2 separate regions of the Mus musculus genome follow, and region 2 is linked to region 1. The links are chromatin loops, found by intact Hi-C in ENCODE. Cell type or tissue: heart. All regions are shown on one strand. Links, peaks and the distances in the headings refer to the core of each region. The heading gives the core; the rest is flanking DNA. Region 1 overlaps Zfp536 (zinc finger protein 536). Region 2 overlaps Zfp536 (zinc finger protein 536).

Evidence for each region. Peaks named below come from ENCODE experiments on the same cell type or tissue, not always from the same donor. Only the 100,000 strongest peaks of a DNase experiment are listed, where the experiment ranks them.
Region 2: it touches region 1 in a loop (2.1-fold over the local background); 2 of 42 quality-filtered maps call a loop at or near these places.

Annotation. Positions count from the first base shown.
Region 1 is chr7:37,739,769-37,749,291 of GRCm38, reverse strand. All of the region lies in intron 1 of Zfp536 (zinc finger protein 536), which reads left to right. Among named protein-coding and RNA genes, the nearest start is that of Zfp536, 25 kb to the left of the region's middle. In heart, for the core only: no CTCF peak of the experiment used is centred there; no DNase peak of the experiment used is centred there; H3K4me3 peaks cover 250 bases; H3K27ac peaks cover 629 bases; H3K27me3 peaks cover 586 bases.
Region 2 is chr7:37,619,582-37,629,104 of GRCm38, reverse strand. All of the region lies in intron 3 of Zfp536 (zinc finger protein 536), which reads left to right. Among named protein-coding and RNA genes, the nearest start is that of 4930505M18Rik, 45 kb to the left of the region's middle. In heart, for the core only: no CTCF peak of the experiment used is centred there; no DNase peak of the experiment used is centred there; H3K4me3 peaks cover 1,328 bases; H3K27ac peaks cover 736 bases; H3K27me3 peaks cover 4,422 bases.

The DNA of each region.
Region 1 (9,523 bases), core at 837-8,836:
GCAGCGCAGGACTCAACTGATAATCATAGGTGTGACCTGTGCTGTTTTGCAGGCAGACACAAGCAGTTCAGAGCCTTGTTGTGTGACTCTGATGTTTGGGGTATGCATTCTTTGAAGATTACTTCTAACGGGAGGCTTCCAAATCCTTAATTCACGATTCCGTCTCTTCCTGTGGTGTTTACATTCCACCATGGCAGAAGATCACTGTGAGAGAAAGAGATGAAAATGAGCTTCTAAGAAGGGCTTTCGTGCACGGGCCTCCTTCAAAGACCCCAGCCCTCTCCCCTCTTGTCATCGCTCAAGTCTGGGCTTCATCTCCAGGAACACAGGCATTAGTGCGCAACTGGAAGGGTTAGGATGCTGTGTTGGCACGCTGGGGATGAGCTCTTTGGGGCGCGGGGCTGCCTGAAGCGCGCTTGCGTGGGACTTTCGTCCGCCACACGGTTTTCGCAGGTCTAGTTAAGGAAGCGATTTCATCCCTTCTGGAAAGATCTTGCACGAATGTAGTTAGGGATTGATTTCACCCCTTTCTGGGATAATCCTGAGAAAGCAACTGATGTGGCTGGTAGACGTGGTAATGATAGGTGCTGAGAAGAGAGCCTGATACATTGAAAAGCCACTGAGTTTGGAGCGAGAGCTGTGGTCACATGTGATGGCTCTGGGTTTACTGACCTCTCCCAGATGTTCTGTTCGATCTTCTTTTGCATTGCTTCAGAAGGCACTAAAATGTACAGTGAGCGTAAGGACGACGTTAGACCAGATCTTTCCCAACAGGATTGATTCGGAGGTACAGACAGGTAGATCTGGGGCCACTGACATATCCTCAGGTCCCACATGGCTCTTGGGTGAAGGGTCCACCTTGGCCTTTGGCTGTGTATTCACTTTCTCATATAATGAGATGTAATTCACTGAAAAATGGAGAGCAGGGCCATATGGACTTTTCAGGACATTTTTGACCTGCCTCCTTAACATTCTACTTCCTATTGAAGGCCCAGTTTAGTTTTAAAATTAAAACATAAAGCACTATTTCTTGGGAGTGCATCCTAAAGGTTCTGTTGGCCCTGGCTGGCTCTGGTACTGCACCACGTTCCAGGTTCTCTCAGGGTCTGTAGGTTCCTCTGGGGAATGATGGAGACAGATTCCAGAGTATGGAGAGGCCCAGAAGTATGTGCCATGGGATGGAGCATTGCGGATATTACTTCCATCTACTTCACAACAATATCATGCAGGTTCATTAAAATCAACTTCAGTTCGTTTATGTTCTGTCCCCCACTTGTGTGGAGCGATGCAGGGATACATGCCTCCCTTATTTCTGAGTAAGTCGACATATTTATACCCACCTGTGAGGTTCGTGGCATCTACGGTGGGGCCATCAAAGATGGAGCATAAAAGGGACCTGGTAGGAATTTGACTATGTCTGCCTGACAAACATCTGTAGTGATGGAGGTGCAGACAGACAGACAGACAGACAGATCACTGCTCATCCTGCCTCGGTGAATTCTGTGGCATTTATGACTCCGTGTGGGGACATTGGAAGTGTGGGATGGTAATGAGGGGAGCATGGAGGGCGTGTCTGATTATTTTAGAAAGTTTGTGTGAGTCTCATAAAAATAATTCCACTTTAACTCCATCTGTCTCATGGCACTTTAAAGAGGATGGGGAGAGACTGGAAAGGATGACGACAGTGGTGGTGGCAAGAAGCTACAGATCTAGAGGGACGGTCCTGCCCCTGCGGGATTCTCACTCCCCTGCACCCTGAGTGTATTGGTTTTTGATGGCCTAATTGGTACAGGGAGACCCTTGTGGTGGAGTGAAGAAGGCTTCTAGCTGGTGTTTCTAGAGGGCAGTGTGAATGATAAATACTGTTAATATTCAGAAGGAAGAATCGATTTAAAAAAATGTGCCTTTGATTCACTAATCTCTGACATTGAGACATTTTTTTTGAAGTCCGTTGCTATAATTAGATTCTATAAGCCATTTTATGCCTCTATCAAAATTTTAAGAGACATAGAAAATTTAAGTTTTTTTTTTTTTCTGGGGGTCTGGGCTGACAATTCGTCAAATCAATATGAATGATTATGCAGTGGCTTCTGTGTGGGACCAGGGACAGCTTTCCTGATGCTGCCCAGCAGGCCCCAGCCTGGATATTAAGGACTGCTGGTGGATCATTTCTGCCTTGTTTTAGCTTGCTCTTCTCTGCTGAAATGTGGGGGCAAGAAGTGACCAGGTCTGTCATTAGGAACTGGACTGTGTCCTTACTGCCAGTGGTGCTAGTGTGTCCTGGCTGGCTATGGGAAGGGAGGAGACAGGGAGGCTGGGTCACTGGGGACCAGTGGAAGGACACCAACAGCTTTCGATGGGCTCAGGAGAATTGTGGTAGGGCTTCAAGACAGGCAACCGGTAGACAAGCACTGGGAGAGAGCCCTTCCTTAGTCCTGCGGAAGGCAACAAGGTTTCAGCAGATTAGTGAGTCAGAAGAGACAATAATCTTAACTTTTCTTTAACCACCTCCTCCCTAAAGCAGAAGCTCTCCTTGGCGGGGGGGGGGGGGGAGAGGAAGAAAGATCAGTGTGCAGAGAAGACTGATTTAACCACAGTTGAAAAGGGGGGGGGCATGTCACGGAGGCCCTGTGACGATTAGCGTGAAGACGGCTGTACTTTAGCCGGCCTGAAACTTGTTCCTAACAGAATGTTAAAGACCCAGTGAAAAGAGAGATTACGTCTATCTAGTTACACCACTCCTTGATATATGCTCCATGTCACAGCCTCATTGTCTCCTGGGTAAAGACAGAGAGCTCAAATGCCCACTATCTCTCCCCTGGTGCTCCAAACGCTCGGCTTTGAAGTTTTTATAATCCATCTGTCATCTTCTAGCGAGGAGGGCACATGTTCTCTACCACTCAATTACAGAATTCTCCTTTGCCAGCTCCAGTGAGACAGGCAAGAATGTTATGGGTGGTTGAGAGAAACTGTCAGATACACTAAATTCCTGGGATTCATACGGGCAGTGTTATTCCAGGGTAGGGACAGCCTGTCTTATTGTTCAAGTGCATTACAGATACATTTGGCATTGGGCTACAGAGCCTTTGATCCAGCCTCACCGCCCCCCCCACTCCCGTTTGAGAGCCTTGTCTTACATTTGATTGTTCACATTTGAAAAAAAAAAAAAAGAATCATTTAACCCTCCACTGGAATGTGGATCCTGAAATGCAGATTGAAAAGATGACATTTGTTTTTGCTAACAAGAAGCGGGCAGCCCAACTGTGCCGAGCTTGGAAAGTCAGAGCGATTTATTTTCACTTTGATGAAATCAGATCTCTTAAAAAAAACAAAAACAAAAAAAAAAACACAAAACTGCCTTGGGTTTGTTAAGAATGGCAACTAGAGGCAGCCGGAACATCATGCATGGGATGGGTTTTATCATTCTGTAAACAGACATCCTGAGCACCTATTAAATGTTCTGCTGTCTGCAGAGAGTGGAGAAAGTTACCTTGGATGGGATGGTCTTGAAAATGGACAGTTGTGTTTAGGGACAATCTACCTTGGAGTGGTTGGTGTTGCTAGAAGTCCTGTTAACTTCTCAGTCATAGAGTCACGGGTGGTTAAATTCGTTGTCTTATGTGAAATGAGTTTGATGATCTCGGCTTAGCCTCTAGTGGGTATTAATTCACATTATGAAATATCCCAGAATAATTTAGCACCGTGTGGCATAATTTGCATTTTTACTCAAGACCGGGGCAATGGTGGATCTATTCTTTTAGTCTATTCTATGCAAAGAGGCCAGCTCACATTGGTGGCTTTCATGGTGATGGTTTGTGGGACTCGCTGCTAATAATTTGTGGGGAGCAGATGGCATAAGATCTTGGGCATAATAAGACTTTGCAGCTTGGGCTCTGAAACTTAACAAGACATATTTGCAGAGATGCAGTTGCAGTTGAGGTGAGCTCTAGTTTCATAACTCCGCCCAGCAGTGATGTAGCCTGGATGTACGTGCCATCTCACAGACACATATGTGACCCTAAAGAAATACGTGTTGGGATGGAGGCATTCGATGGGTGGACTCTGTGCGCCCCACACTCTATAAAAGAATGTCTTCCCTTTACCAACCACAGAGGGTTTCCAGAAAGGCAAGATACTATTACAGTAATTAATTTAGTGAAACTTCTTAAATCTGATCTTCTGTTCAAACTAATAATGGGAGGATGGGGCGGCTCGATGTCGTTAATTGAAATCTGGAGACAATAAAAAAAATGTCTTTTTGCAACTTCAATACAGCAGTCTGGAACTGTCGGGTCAGGCTGTGAACCAATTTTCTTCTCATTACTTTTGATTTTGGAGTCAATACAAATTTCATCAGTGATTGTAGGGTGCAGGTCTCCGTCTGCACGGCCCCTGTCATGGGAGAAGATGTGTGCGTGGTTGAAAGATTTACAGAAAGCTCTTCTGGAGAGGCTGGACAGGGTAGGAAATGCTGAAGCCTGTGGCCTCCCTTGCCATGGCTCTCGGACCCGCAAAGCTCATAGCCTGCGAGCTGGGGCTGGGGAGTGGGGAGCTGGTGGCTGCCTCTACTTCCTTCCTTTTGGACATTTTCTTCTTTGCTCCCTCTAAGCCTAACTTTCTCTCCGGCCCCCCATTTATATCTCTCCCTTCAACTTACAGATGTGTACAGAGTATTCCTGCGACTCACAGAATTCCAGTCCCCAAGGTAACTTAATTGCAGGACACAGGCTCAACTTTGCAGGACTTGCTGACATTTTGAACACATTCTGAGCCAAGAAGTCTTTTGTGTGGAAATGTGTACCCGGGGTGTACCACGTGACTCCTCATTTTGCCTGTATGGGATTTGCATCTTTGCAAGTCATAGGATCAGCCCATCTATCATCAGATATTGGCCTAACTGGACATTTTTTACGAGCCCAGTTTGCTATTTATGTTAAAAGCAATTCGCAGCAATGCCCTGTCTTCGTGATTCGGTATTGGCAATAGCGACGTATGTTTAATCACATTTTCCATGAGTAATTATCTAATTCACATGATTACCAATATAAAACAGGCAAATGGAACAGGGGTTTAACTCCATCCTGCTTGGGTGGTGACACAGGCACACTGAGGGACCTGGGTGAGTGGAGCATTTGTGAGTTCTGTTTTGCCTCTGCTGTATCGTGGAGATTTTTATTAACAAGCCTTTTGAAGCTGAGCTTGAGGAAGAGAGAGAGGCTATTTGGAAGTCTGTGATAATGCAGTTTGAGGTTCACTCTGTCTGCGTTCTTTGCGTTCGGGGCTGTCCTTTTTGAAGATTTCCGGTAGACGGAGGTCACATTTTTTATTCATGTTGAAAAATATTCATTTATCAGTATTGGTGCAACTGTAAACAAGCGATAACCCGCGAACATCTACAACAGTAAAACTGACAGCATTTGCTTTAATTTTCTGTCATTTTGGTAATTATATCAATCAAGACCCAAAACTAAAATGATATTTTAGCATGCAGTAAGAAATGAGGAATTCAGATCTTAAAAGACCATTACAATTAGCTTTGAAATGTTCGCCATTTTACCATAATTGTTTCATATAGCTTATATGTCTTCATTTACAGCCGAATATTCTGTTGATCTTTTATAAACAAAGTAGCACCCATCTGCTCCTTGAGACACTCCTGGCGCCTATTCATTGCAAAAATAATACATGTCCTAATGACTTCCACATATTTTGAAATCTCCCTTTTGAAATTGGACTTGGCAGATCGTTTGCAGGTACTTGAGTTGCATCTGTTTGCAATTTTGCAAACGCGGAAGACTTTAATGTTGAGCGCTGCAAGAGGGCTATTTTAATCCTCAGATAACATTGGCTGTCATCAAAAGCCACATTTATCTTTTCGAAGGTGGGGCAAATGTTTAATGTTAAAAGACAGTGAAAGGCCAAGGCCAAGTCTGAGGCCTGGGTTACCCCACTTTCGAACGCTGCTCCTTCCATGGTCTCTCCGTGGTCTTCTTTATCTTTTTTTTTTTTTTTTTAATTTAAGTTTTAGCTCCGTCCACACTGCCAAGAGGATGTTTTTGCTGATAGAATGAAAGATCAGGAAGAGAGTAAATCTGAAATAATTGTGAACTCCTGGCTCTCGGGCTCATTACCACCATGTGGCTAGCAGCTGACCAGCTTGGGGTCGACTCTGTTTACAGTGAAGAACTAAACAGAGTGGCGCAGGGGAGTGCCCGACTTGAATGTAGAAGAAGGCTTGCCTCCCAGGGCAGGCTGCCACTCTTTAGGAGGGACGGCAAACCCTGCAAGGCCAGGGTCTGGTCAGCTAGCTGGTGAGGCCCATCTTTGAATGGACGCATCTTTAAATGCATGCTTGGTAAAGGCATCTGGGTAGGTATTTGTTTCTTTGTGTAAACCCTGGAGCTTGAAACCAGTCAGCGAGTGTCTCTTCTTCCTGTCTCTGAGTGAAGCATCCTGTTGCTGGGACCTCAGAATGGAGAGAGAGAGAACAAAACGCTTCCCGCCCTCTGTATTCCCTCTGAGCCTCACTTGGATCTACCTACCGTGTGGGGGGCTTTTCCTGGTTGACCATTTGCCTGTGAAATTTCTCATCAGAGGACAAGAGGTAGGCTGTTTGGGTCAGACAGAAGTAGTTGGCTATGGGAGTATGACCAGCAACTGGTAACAGAAAGGACTTTTTAAAGACAAAGCTGACTCCATCTTCCTGGTGAACTGAGCAATGTCTGCATCTCACTCATCTGGCCCTGGAGGCCAGCATTGACATAAGCGAAGGGAAGCATTTCAAAGACCTTTCTGGAAAAAAAAAGTATCTCATAATAAAGTGTATATTGTAGGGTTTTGCACAGTTCATATATAGTTGGAAATGCCTTTGGGATGGAAGAGTCTACTAGAACCAGAGAGTGTCCTGGTTTTCTTAGTAGGTCAGTATCATTGGATAGATGAATGGTTGATAAATGTCCGTGTTTGTGTTATTAGTAGCTTGTTGAAGAACAAGTTCTATTCTAAATTTTCTTTTCGCCGTTGTTCTTGTGTACTGTAGCATTAAAGGCGCCTAAGACTTCTGGGATAAATCTTTTTTACTTTAATTTTTAGTATTTTGAGAGCTTAATACATGAGTACCATATTCATGTCATTTCTACTTTCTCTTGCCCCTCTCTAGCTCCTCCCATGTTCCCCCAACTCCCTCTCAAATTTATGACCTTGTCTTTAATTATTATTGTTTTACACACACACACACACACACACACACACACACACACACACACACACACACACACACACACAAACACTCTGTTGCTCTTATGTATGTATGCTTAGGGCTGACCACTTGGGATTGAATAAGCTATGGGGGTTCATCCTTGGAGGACAATGACTGTCTCCTCTCTTAGCAACCATTAATTGCCTGTAGCTATTCATCTAAGGCTTAGGCTTTGTCAGATTCCCTCCATCCACTTTGGAACGCCAAGTGGTATTGTCACTGTGCTGGTCTTATTTAGGAGACCACATTGATGGGATGTCATGGGTGTAGCTTTCCTGTCATAGGTAGAAGACACCATCGCACTGTCCATATCCCGGTCCTCTGGCTCCTACAATCTTTCCACCCCCTCCCCAAATGTTTCTTAAGTTTTAGGTGTGAGGGTTGTGCTGTAGCTGTACCAACAGAGGATGAGCACCCACAGTCGGGTGTTCCCTGCATTTTGGCTGGCTGTGAATTTCTGTGGTGGTCTCCATCTACTGTCAAACGAAGATTCTTCGATGACCGTGCGAGCTGCTGTTTATCTGGGGCTAGTCCTGGGAGCTGCTGGGTAAACCTAAGGGAAACCGGGAACAGTTCAGAGTCCCTTGTCTCGTTTTATTTGCAGCTCTGGGGAGAGGGGGTGGTGAGGCGCACAGAGTGGGAACTGGCATCCGACGTTTTTGCTTTTTCTGCGTCATTTATATTCTGATGCTCTCATATCTGGGTGATTACACTTTAAAGAGAAGAGACCTCACACTCCTCAGAGGATCAGAAATCTCATGTTACCAGAGTGATACAGTGGGGAGCAGAGGAGCGGGTCTCTGTCCATACAGTGGCAGGGTCCTGAGAAGAACACAAGGGATGATTTTCCAAGTGGTAACCTGGTTAGAGGGGGGCAGAGGTCACATGGCAACTGGTTAGAAATGCAAATTCACATGCTTCTGCAGTCAGACTCGTGGGGCCTCTGGTGATCTGGCCTGTGTGTGAACTAGCCACCGCCCCCACCCCGAGGTTTCTGATGCACGCCCCAGGGTGAAACTGACAGCCTCAGAGTATATAAAAGAGGGTGGCTTTTCCCCACCAGCTCACTGCTTGATTGCAAGATATTGCAAAACGTAGAGCTGACTGACATCTTAAATATCGTATGCATGCGTGAACTCTGGGGGAGTCCTGCTTTCTGTATTGCAACAGGTCAACATCAGAGTGGCTGATCTGTGACTTCTGCATCCTGTCTCATGTGGTGTTAAGCATCCCTCTGTTCATACTGGGGAGGGATGGCTGTTGTTACTGACGTGCAGCAAACACCCATGTTTCATAGAGTCCCCACAGTTACTTGTTTGAACTTTGCATGTGGGGAAGGAAGACTCTCATCAGGATGGAGGTCATGTCAGTGCAATGTGGGATAGAAGCTATTGTTCTGTGATTGGGAGGCGTGGGCAGGAAGGGTTACTGGTGGAAACAGGAGGCTGGCCACCCCTAACATCTTGGCCATTTGCTTTCTTTCTTTGTCATTTAAAAGCTGTTGTTGTTATTATTATATTTGTATAGGCATTTTGTCTGCATGTATGTCTGCATCACATGTGTGCAATGCCTGCAGAGGCCAGAAGAAGGCATCAAATCTCCTGAAAACTGGAGTTATACATGGTTGAGAGCCACCATGTGGGTGCTGGGAATCAAACCTGGGTCCTCTGCAAGAGCAGCCAGTGCTCTTAATTGATAAATCCCTTACTTTTTGCAACTAGAACTCTCTTGACTATGACTGATACTTTTAGTGGTAAATTCAAGATGGAATGGTAATACAATTCATTGGCTATTCACTCTCAGGCTATTGAGGATTTTTCTCTGGACTGGGAAATGATAAGGGGAGGAGATAACTCTTTATTAGGAAATTATGGCTTGACAATCAGCCATGGCTGCTATATTTAAGTCCCTGGTGAGTCCACAAAGCTTCAACTGCAGAGAAGGACCAGCCAGCTTGGGCAGTGGTGACCTGTCCTCAGTACCTCTAGATTCAGTCCTGTCCCAGGGACACTGAGACCCTCTGCATAGACCATAGGGTCCCTGGCTTGTCTCATCTACGTAATTCTCAGGGGTACTGCTGAGGTCTTTCCAAGTGAGACTTGAAATGTGTTAGGCGATTTTGGTAAATACACAGAGTTTAAGTTTTGAAAGTTAGGTATCGTAAGCCCTATTAGAGAAACATAACTAGCAATATCATAGCTATGACTTCACAGTTATTTCTCAAGGTGAGAGTAAGTTCTAAAAATGACTTGATTTAAAGTTAAT
Region 2 (9,523 bases), core at 1,089-9,088, 120 kb after region 1:
TATGAAAAAAATTATATTTACAAAAAAATTCAGCTCTGAATATGTTTTTTGTATAATCATTATTACATCAATCATTAATATCAATACTTAATAGCAAGCTGATAATGTAGCCAGTAGGTGAAACAGCTATTAAAAAGTGTAAAAAATGATTAATCAGGTAGGGGGGGTATTAATGTTCTCCAATTATTTAATGATAAGTACATATTTTTGAAAGTGTTTGTTTTTAATAATCGACTGGAATATTAGTTTGCAAAAATGTAATTGCTTCTTAATTTCACATCTTCGCTTCTTTGTGCCGGGTACAAAGGTAGTATATTTCTGTAGTTATTGTTCGCAACACTCCCTGTAAAAAATCACGTTCATTTCAAGAAGCTGTTATGGTATTGATTCTGGTAAAGACTTCCATTAACTGACCAATCTAAATCTCATAAGTGATGTCAGGGTAGTTATGCATTCTCCTGGTTCAAGTATTCAGCCATTACGTTAGAATGCAGGCAGTGTCTGAATATGGCTGTTAAATTATTTCTAAATACCGAACCAGAACAGCTTAACAGTTCTGCAGTTTGAGGCTGACACAAAAATGACAATCTGCCACCTCTTTGTTTTTTAAATATTAACGTTGTATTGGGATAGTATTTTTGGAGTAAAAACCTGTGGCACCAGAGGATAAGTGACATAAACAAAGGCAGCTGGGCTTCATGAAATAATGGAACAATAAGGCCCTTGCAGCCGCTCTCATCTCTCCAGTATGTTAATTAGCATTCTGTTGTGGCCGCAACACTGAAAACATGTAATCTGTATTGGTGTACAGTACAGCTGTGAACACGCATTCTTTTTTGTGAGTCCCTGGAGTTAGCCTTGCCATTGGCATATGCATTTGGGCCAAAAGTCAAACCATCACCACTAAAATAGCACACTATAGCGGCAAAATGTCATTTGTCTTTTCTTATTTTTTTTTCCTTCCCTCAATGCCACATGCTCTCTCCAGTGATGTAATCCAGTCTCACTGCATCTGCCTCTCTGCTCTATTTTTGCAGAAGGATGGCGGGTGGGATGATGTGTGTGTGTGTGTGTGTGTGTGTGTGTGTGTGTGTGACAGACAGAGAGACAGAGACAGAGACAGAGAGACAGAGACAGAGAGAATAGAGTATGAGGAGTTAAAAGACCATGGTCCCCAAAAGCCAAGTTGAAAATTCAATGCTTTCTCTGTGCATGATTTATTTTTAAATGTATACCTATAAGCGTGCACACGCGAGCGCACACACACACACACACACACACACACACACACACACACCATGTATATTTTTCATTTCTGTAAATTTACAGATCTTTCTTAAGTGTCATGGAACATACAATAATTTGTAACATCAAGGCTTATAGGATAATGAGACCCACAGAATGGAATCTCAGGAAACTTTATTTATCAGTTGTTTATACTCAAAGTATAGTTCAGTACCTTCGTTCGTATAATACCCACTTAGGGGTGCAACCCATCTTACAGCTAGAGAAACTAAGGCTGAACCATGGTACAAGGATGGGACCTGCTTGTAGAGCCCATGGGTCCAGGCCTAGAGGCAGAGGGAGTAGAAGCAGCTGGCCATTCTGAAGGAAGAGGTAGGAACCAAGGAACAGAGGAAGCAGGGAGAGGGTGGGCAGGGAGAAAGGTCCTTTTGCTAGAAGGTGGTTCTGCAGGAACTAGACCCTGGTACCTCCCTGGTGCCAGCATTAGAACAGGGAGGCCTGGCATGAGCCTGCAGAAGGCAGCTTCAGCATTTTTATCACATGGGCTGCATCGACCTACAGCCAACGCTCTGCTCAGAATCTCACCTGCTAGAGTTTGGCATCAAAAGTAGAAATGGCAGTACTCACTCAAGTCTCTCTGTTCCCACTGAGCTTGTATGAGCACAGGCATGCGTATGAGGCTTATATGAGCACTCACGTGCGCAAAGGTGTGTGGGTGTGAGTCTCCCCAGCCAGCACACACTCCCACTTGCCTCCACAATGGCCTTATCTCTTCATGAAATAAATTTTGACCAACGATTAGATTGCCTAGCTCTTTGAATTGATCTTCTTCTCTGATAGGGATCGTCTGGTAGTTAACCCCCATCCTCCATCATCCTCTTTGCTTTCTCCCATTTGATCTGGTGACAATTCCAAAAAAGATTAAAACAAAAGAAAAAAAAAACACATATAAGAAATAAAAAAGAAAAAAAAATACCAAAACCAAACCTACCTGAGTTTGAAGTCACTTTCAGACATTCTGGGCCAAGCTGCTTATTTCTTTCTGAAAGACGAGAATAGATACTTGGCTTTACAGTTTTTTCTTTTTATCTGACTCAAACTGGATTGGAAAATTACCCCTGCCACACAGAGAAGGCAGCCTGTGGGTCAGCTGATTCAGTTTGGTTCTGTTCAGACTGTGAAGGGATCAGATGGTCTGGTGATTTGGGAGTGAGTTTGTCCACTTGGTAGTGGCTAGGTTAAAGGTTAATGGCTATATATGTATGTATATGTATGTGTATGTGTATGTGTATCTATCTATCTATCTATCTATCTATCTATCTATCTATCTATCTATCTATCTATCTATCCACACACACATATATATATCACTTTAGTAGAGAAGACTTTTTCTCACTTAGGCTTTGGGGCCTGCTAAAATCTCAATGCTGTCATTCCTCTGGCCTTTTCTGGTGAGGCTGACGCTGTGGTTTCCTTTTTCCTCGAAATCCACACATCCTCCATTGGTTAATGGCTCTTTAAATATTGAAATGCCTGGCAACACAACACAAAATAAAATAAAACCCAGCCTGTCAAAGAAATAAAAACAACAGCAACGAAAATGTTGGTATCTCTTAGAATTTGTCTTCCTGGCCGTAAAAGTATATAATTAATAGGAGAATTTTCTTCCAGATGTGGCTATACTATAATAGAGCCTTATAAACGCTACAGAAAGAAAAATTGCTGGGAAGGAAGGCGTCCTCAATGAGAGCACACCTGGGCCTGACAAAGATTGCATTTAGGGACTGCTGTGCCTATCACAACGCAGAGAGCGACCAAGTCCAGGGAGCAGCTGGAGAGAAAGCCCCGCAAATCTGCATGCAAATAGCAGCATATTGTTAACTTAATCAGATGCCTAGGAAAGGATGCGCCAGAACGCCTAGGATGATCTACACACACTCAGAGGCAGAGCTGAGCTGCCATGGGCAGCAGTGGGGCGCTGGGGCTGCCCACTCTGAGCAAGGTGGACCCCTCCCAGCCCCAGCTGTCACCCCCACCCTGCAAGGCCTTCAACTCCTGTAACACACAGTGACCCCCCTCTGCTCTTTGGAAAGACAGACACCATCTACTATATAGTTAGATTAGATGGAAGCCTCATTATTATTATTTTTAATTATGGCATAGGTATGGGAGTAATTTCTCGCCCAAGTATGCAACTCCAATTAAGTAATATTTCTGCTTAAATATCCGGGTACATGAGGATATAAAATACAAGCCTGGAAGTATATAAAGAAATAATTTTTTTATTATTATTAAAAAAGGGGGGAAGCATCTGCCTACTGATTGAAATGCTCGGCATAAATAATACCTTAAGAAATGTAAAACACCTGTTATATTTACATTTTATATATTTTTACGAATAGTAATGAAAATAGATATATTTTATATTTCCTCCATCTTTGAGTCTAGCACCATAAAAAAATAAAAAGTAATGCTATTTAATCACCCACAGCTTAATAGTGCCTTAGTTGTTTACTGCCACTGTACTAATTGTTCTGTACTAATGTGTTTTTCTGTGATATCCAGTAGTGCTAAGAGAACGGAGATCTATAACCAATTAAATATAGTGTTTTGTATGTTAAAAATATATCTGGGGAGGCTAGAAAAGGAACAGAAGCCGCCCTTAAGCAAGGCGCGTTGGCACCGTGTCGGCGCCCAGCAGAAGGTGCCCGCACTGCCTCTTTTGCGCAAAGACAAAGGGGGTAATTTTTTTGGCAAGAAAACAAACCCCAAGAAAACACAACAAACTGAGTGTTTCCTTTTTTTTTTTTTTTTTTTTCCTTTCCTTTTGGCCCCCCTCCTACAACTCCTCAGGCTGTTTCTGGCCTCTCTCCGCAGCAGGGAGAGGTGGGTTGTGGAGCCAGGCAAGGGTAGCAGCCCCGCTACCCTGAGCCCCCTGCAGGTCCTGCGGGGGAGGAAGACTGGCCCCGGGCCCAGCGGGGTTCTGCGGCCATAAGCCTGAAGAGCGTAGCATTCACACGCAGGCGGCCCTGGGCACAGGGTTAATTGAGGATCATTGTTGGTTCTAACAGGAGCGGGGTGTCGTGGGTTGAGGTGGGGGTGGGGGGTGGGCGGCGGTGAGAGGGGGTGAGGGGAAACTTGTAGGCGCGGCCCTTGCAGAGAGAGAGAGAGCAAGGTGATGATGGGGAAACCAGACATAACAGCATTCATGCAATTACCAAAGACTCTGGGAGTGACCAGAAAAACGCCGCTTGGGTCCGGGATGTGTGTGAAGGCCAGCTCACGGGTCACACTCACTCACACAAACACGCGCGCACGCGCGGACACACACACACACACACACACACACACACACACACACACACAGACACGAACAGACATACAGACGCACGCGCGCGCGCACACACACACAGACGCACACACACACACACACACTCACTCACGCGTACGTTCACTGGCACGACGCCCGGTGGCTCCCGGTGGCGCTCGGTGGCAAGGCGGCCTCGCGATCTCACGCTGCCCTCATCCGCCGCCCGCCCCGCCGCCTGCCAGCCGGCCCCAGCCCGCGCCCGGGCCCCGCCGAGCGGCCGCACTTCACCTTACGGAGGGGGAGATAATGAGATCAATTAGAGGCGCCGTCACCGCGCCGAGACAGCTGCTGGTGCATAGTAATCACCGCGGGGCTCCCAGCTACCTGCGCACAGCACCGCTGCACCGCGGGTCCCTCCCTGTTCCACACTGCTTGGCCTTGGTGCCCTCCTGTCACCTTCTTCTGGAACTTGCTCTTTAGATAGCCTGGGATGTTCAAGAGCAAAGCCAGCCGTTGTGACAGAGTGCACATGCTTGTAGTGTGACAGTGTGTGGACTTGAATTTGCACACCGGTGTGGATGCCAGGGAGAATAGAATGAGCATCTGTCACTGTGCCTGCTGGTGTGTGCTCCTGAGTGCTGGCATCCTGTGCACTTGGTGGCCTAGAGAGTTGTAGGTGTGTGTGTGTGTGTGTGTATGTGTGTGTGTGTGTGTGTGCAGTTGAGGTTAATGGTGTGCACAGGACGCCCCTATATATATGTTTTATGAGGTTTGTTCTTGTAGGTAGCCTGGGAGGTCTAGACCTGTATGTATGTCGTGAGTGACACATGAATGGAAGTATGTGTATGGGTCCATGCACATGCCAGGTGGGCATCATACCCTTTTCCTTCCCCATGCTCTATGGTGCTCAATTGAAGGCCAATTGTTTGCTAAGTGAGAACCAAGTGCCATGTGCCTGTGACTCACAACTTGAACACTCTTGATATCCCTCACCCCCAAACCTACCTATTTGTCTACTATGGCAGTGGTTCTTGGCCACCATGCAGATCTCTGCTGTGTCTCTTCAGGTCTGAGGGCTCATCTTTGTGGCTTCTGTTTGATTCTACACTTCAAAAAGGCCCGATTTCAGAAGCAGTGGGGATCTCCCATCTGAGTACCGTGTGCCCTTCACCCATCACTGGCCAGTAGAGGTAGAGTCTCTGAAGGGCCAGAACATCAGGTTCTGCCTCAGATACTCATTAGCACCTTCATGGTGTTCAGGTTGGCCTTTGAGAGTGCTTTTTGTTCTTGACAGTGGTTGAGCAGGACCAGTGCTAAGAAAACAAAATTGGTCAGGGTCAAGAGGTAGGCAGACTTACAGCAACAGTCCTCCTGACCTATGGAGTATTTGTGGAGAGCCCCTACCCAGTGGATACACCCCTAAGCTGAATAAAAGCAACTTTCTATTTAAGTGCCTTTACTATGATGTTTAATTCCAAAATTAGGCCCAACCAGAGCCTGAAGATGGCTGGATAGCTTGTCAGGGGGTGAATCTGCTAGCCTGGACAGGACACAGCAGCATGAAGCGAATAAGAGGTGATTTAAAACTTACAAATTGTCTGCTCCTGGAATTTCCCATTCAATATTTTCGGGCCACTTTTGACTATGTCTGACAGAAATCTTAGAAAGCACACCTGCTATAATATAAACTGTGGAGGCAGCTAACTCCAGGCAAGTCAGGTGCTCCTTCCTCAGAAGGCCCCCAGGGACCACTAGACCCACCAAACGCCCCTCGGCAGTCACTCTAGGGTTGTCCAGCTGAATTTCCTCGTGGCACCCCCTGCGGATTTCATCCACTCATCTGACTTCTGCTACCTCCCTCATGGTGCATGTGCCTCATGAGGCCAGGACCTTGCTATTATGTCACTTACCACCCAGCTCATTATACACGGTGATCCCTCTGTGAATGGCCAGCATATCTTGAGGCATCTACTACTCAGGTGCCCGAGGGACTCATAATCCAGTCACAGAGGGGATACTGAGGGCATGGCCACACATAGAGGCATGGCATGGACATGCCAATCTTGAGGTAGGGACCCAGGAAAGGGATAGAGGATCTCTGGAATACTGTGACCAAGAGATGTGTCCCAATACTGGGCACAGACATGAAGAAGAACACATCACTGAGGTAGAAGAGCCCAGGCAGGGAGGGGCAGCAGGCTTTCCTACCAGGCATAGGGTCCTTGAAATCAGCCTTCAGTCTCAGTAGCTTCAGATGTGACAGGGTCCTGCATGTTTTCTACTTGAGCTCTATTTACAGGCCAGGACCCATATATGGATTGTTTTGGTGTTCAAGTGCTACCCCCTTTCTGACTGTATCCTTTGTAGGCCCCAAGTCTAACTTCAGCCCCTTTGTGGACCATGAGATGTCTTTCAGCTCATGACTTGAGAGGCTCAGAGGCCAGCACTGATACTGCTAAAAGCATATAGAACCCAGCCTCATCTTAGCTTTGGGACTTTGACATATTCTGTGTCTAATGACATGGTTGTGTGGCTTATTGGGGTGGCTTGGTTGTGTCCCAACTGCTAGCAAGATCTCAGTAAGCTTTTGAAGTTCCCCATAGATCTACTTATCCCTCCTGAGGTCTCTGCTTGAGTCTTCATCTCTCTGACTCATTCTTTACACCAGCCTGAATAGGTCCACACTCAGGGACCATCAGAGAGGGAGGTGAGGAGTTTGGGAGTGGTGACAAGACCCTATGAAAAGAAGCCATGTAATGTCTGTTACTGGTTGTCCATACCATCTTGGGTCTCTCATGGGGGACAGATGTTCCACCAGGAAGTTGGTGATTTCAAGTTCCCCCAGCCTCCTGAGGGCCTATTGTGAGCCAACCACATTCTGTTGTTGCTGCTAGGGATACAGATTTTGGTCCTTGTCCCACCTGTCTCAGTGACTTTGGCAGTCTGGGTTTCTCAGAGCCTTGAGCGTTATATCAGTTAGGGTTCTCTAAAGGAACAGAACTGATAGAATGAGAATATCTATATCTAATCTATAACCGATCTACATATGTACATATATATACTATACATATACATACACATACACATACACATACACATACACATACACATACACATACACATACACATACACATACACATACACATACACATACAGATACACATACACACTCACACACTCACACACACACACACACACACACATACACATACACATATACATATACATGGAATATGTATATATGGCTAATTTTATGTCAACTTGACACAAGCTAGAGTCATCTGGGAGGAGGAAACTTCAGCTGACAAAATGCCTCCACAATATCAGGCTGCAAGCAAGCCTGTAGGGCATTTTCTTAATTAGTGATTAATGGGGGAAGGCCAGTCCATTGTGAATGTGGCCACTCCTACATTGGTGGTTCAGGGTTCTATAAGAAAGCAGGCTGAGTAAGCTAGAGGGAGAAAGCCAGTAAGCAACATCCCTCCATGGCCTCCACATCAACTCCTGTTGGTCTTGACTTCCTTCGATGATGAAGTGTGATGTGAAAGTATAAGCAAAATAAGTTGCTTCTGGTTATGGTATCTCATCACATCAGTTGAAATCCTAACACACACACACACACACACACACACACACACACACACACACACACACACACACACAAATTTATTAGGCTGGCTTCTGGCTGAGATTCATATACTCTGACAGTGGCTAGTCGCATGGAAAGGGCCAGAATCCAATAGTTGTTCAGTCCACAGGAATGGGTGGGTGATCTCAGCTCCTGGAGAGCTGCTGATCTTTGGTCTTAATTGGAATCCCAAAGAAGTAGGTTCTAATACCAGCAATAAATAGAGCGTCTCCATAACAAGATAAACTACCAATGAGAATGAGGGCAAGCAGGCTTCAACTAGGAGTGGTCCAGGTTTAGGATGAATCTTCCCACCTCAAATGATCTGATTAAGATTATCCCTAGGTATGTAGGTGTGCCCAGCATCTTGAATTTTAGGTGATTCCACATATAGGTAAATTGATAGCTAAGATCAGAGTCAAGGTTTGAAGAGTGGGAAAGAGGTATGGCTCTAGCTCAGGTTATAGAAGCAGCTAGGGTTAAGATGTAAGCAGTTACCTGACATCCTGTGAATATAGCTAGAGAGAGGAAACCATCTACATATCCCAAGCATGGAGTTCATGGATTCTTCTGAACAGAACTCACGTGACAATACTGAGGAAGAATATGGAGACAATGTCTTTTCCTCCTTTGTGTGGATGGGGCTCTCCACATTTGAGACTCAGGAGAGAGCTGAAAGGGTTCAATGTGCAGATCTTTTGCTGTGTGGCATTTTCCAGTGAAACAGGGCTTGCCTCTGCACTGACTGCAGCCCAGGACCCACACCTGGTCTCTTCCTTGAGCCCTCTAGGGCACACCCTCAGTATGCAGAGCACTATCTGCCGAGTCTTACTAGGGGATGAGGAAGGAAGTTGGAGAGGGGTCACACCACAGCTGGGAGGTCTGTGTGTGAGAAAGGGAGGCAGAGGTTCATGACTTAGGACTAGAGAAGGCAGGCCAGGTTTGGGGACAGGGAGGGGATGGTTGTTAAGCTAACTCATCAGGTAGAAGAGATGGAGGCTGGTGGGGTGAATGAAGAAGAGAGAGGTACCTGGGGTGAGGAACAATGGTTGGAACTGAATAGTTTGCTTCAAGCCAGGTACCATGCTCTGAGCCTTGCCTCATCTTACCCTCCAGAATCCTCTAGGAAGATGCTGCTGTTCTGTGGATGAATCATCTCTACCCTACTAAGGAATGGCCCATGGCATAGAGCTGGTCAATGAGACATTGAGAGCACAGGACAACATTCTCAAAGACTTAGTTATTCCTCATTTCCCCTACACAGATCCTCTCCATCAGGATGACCCTCAAAAGAAGAAGCAATCTCCCATACAGCCCTAGGTATGAGGGCATTCTTCAG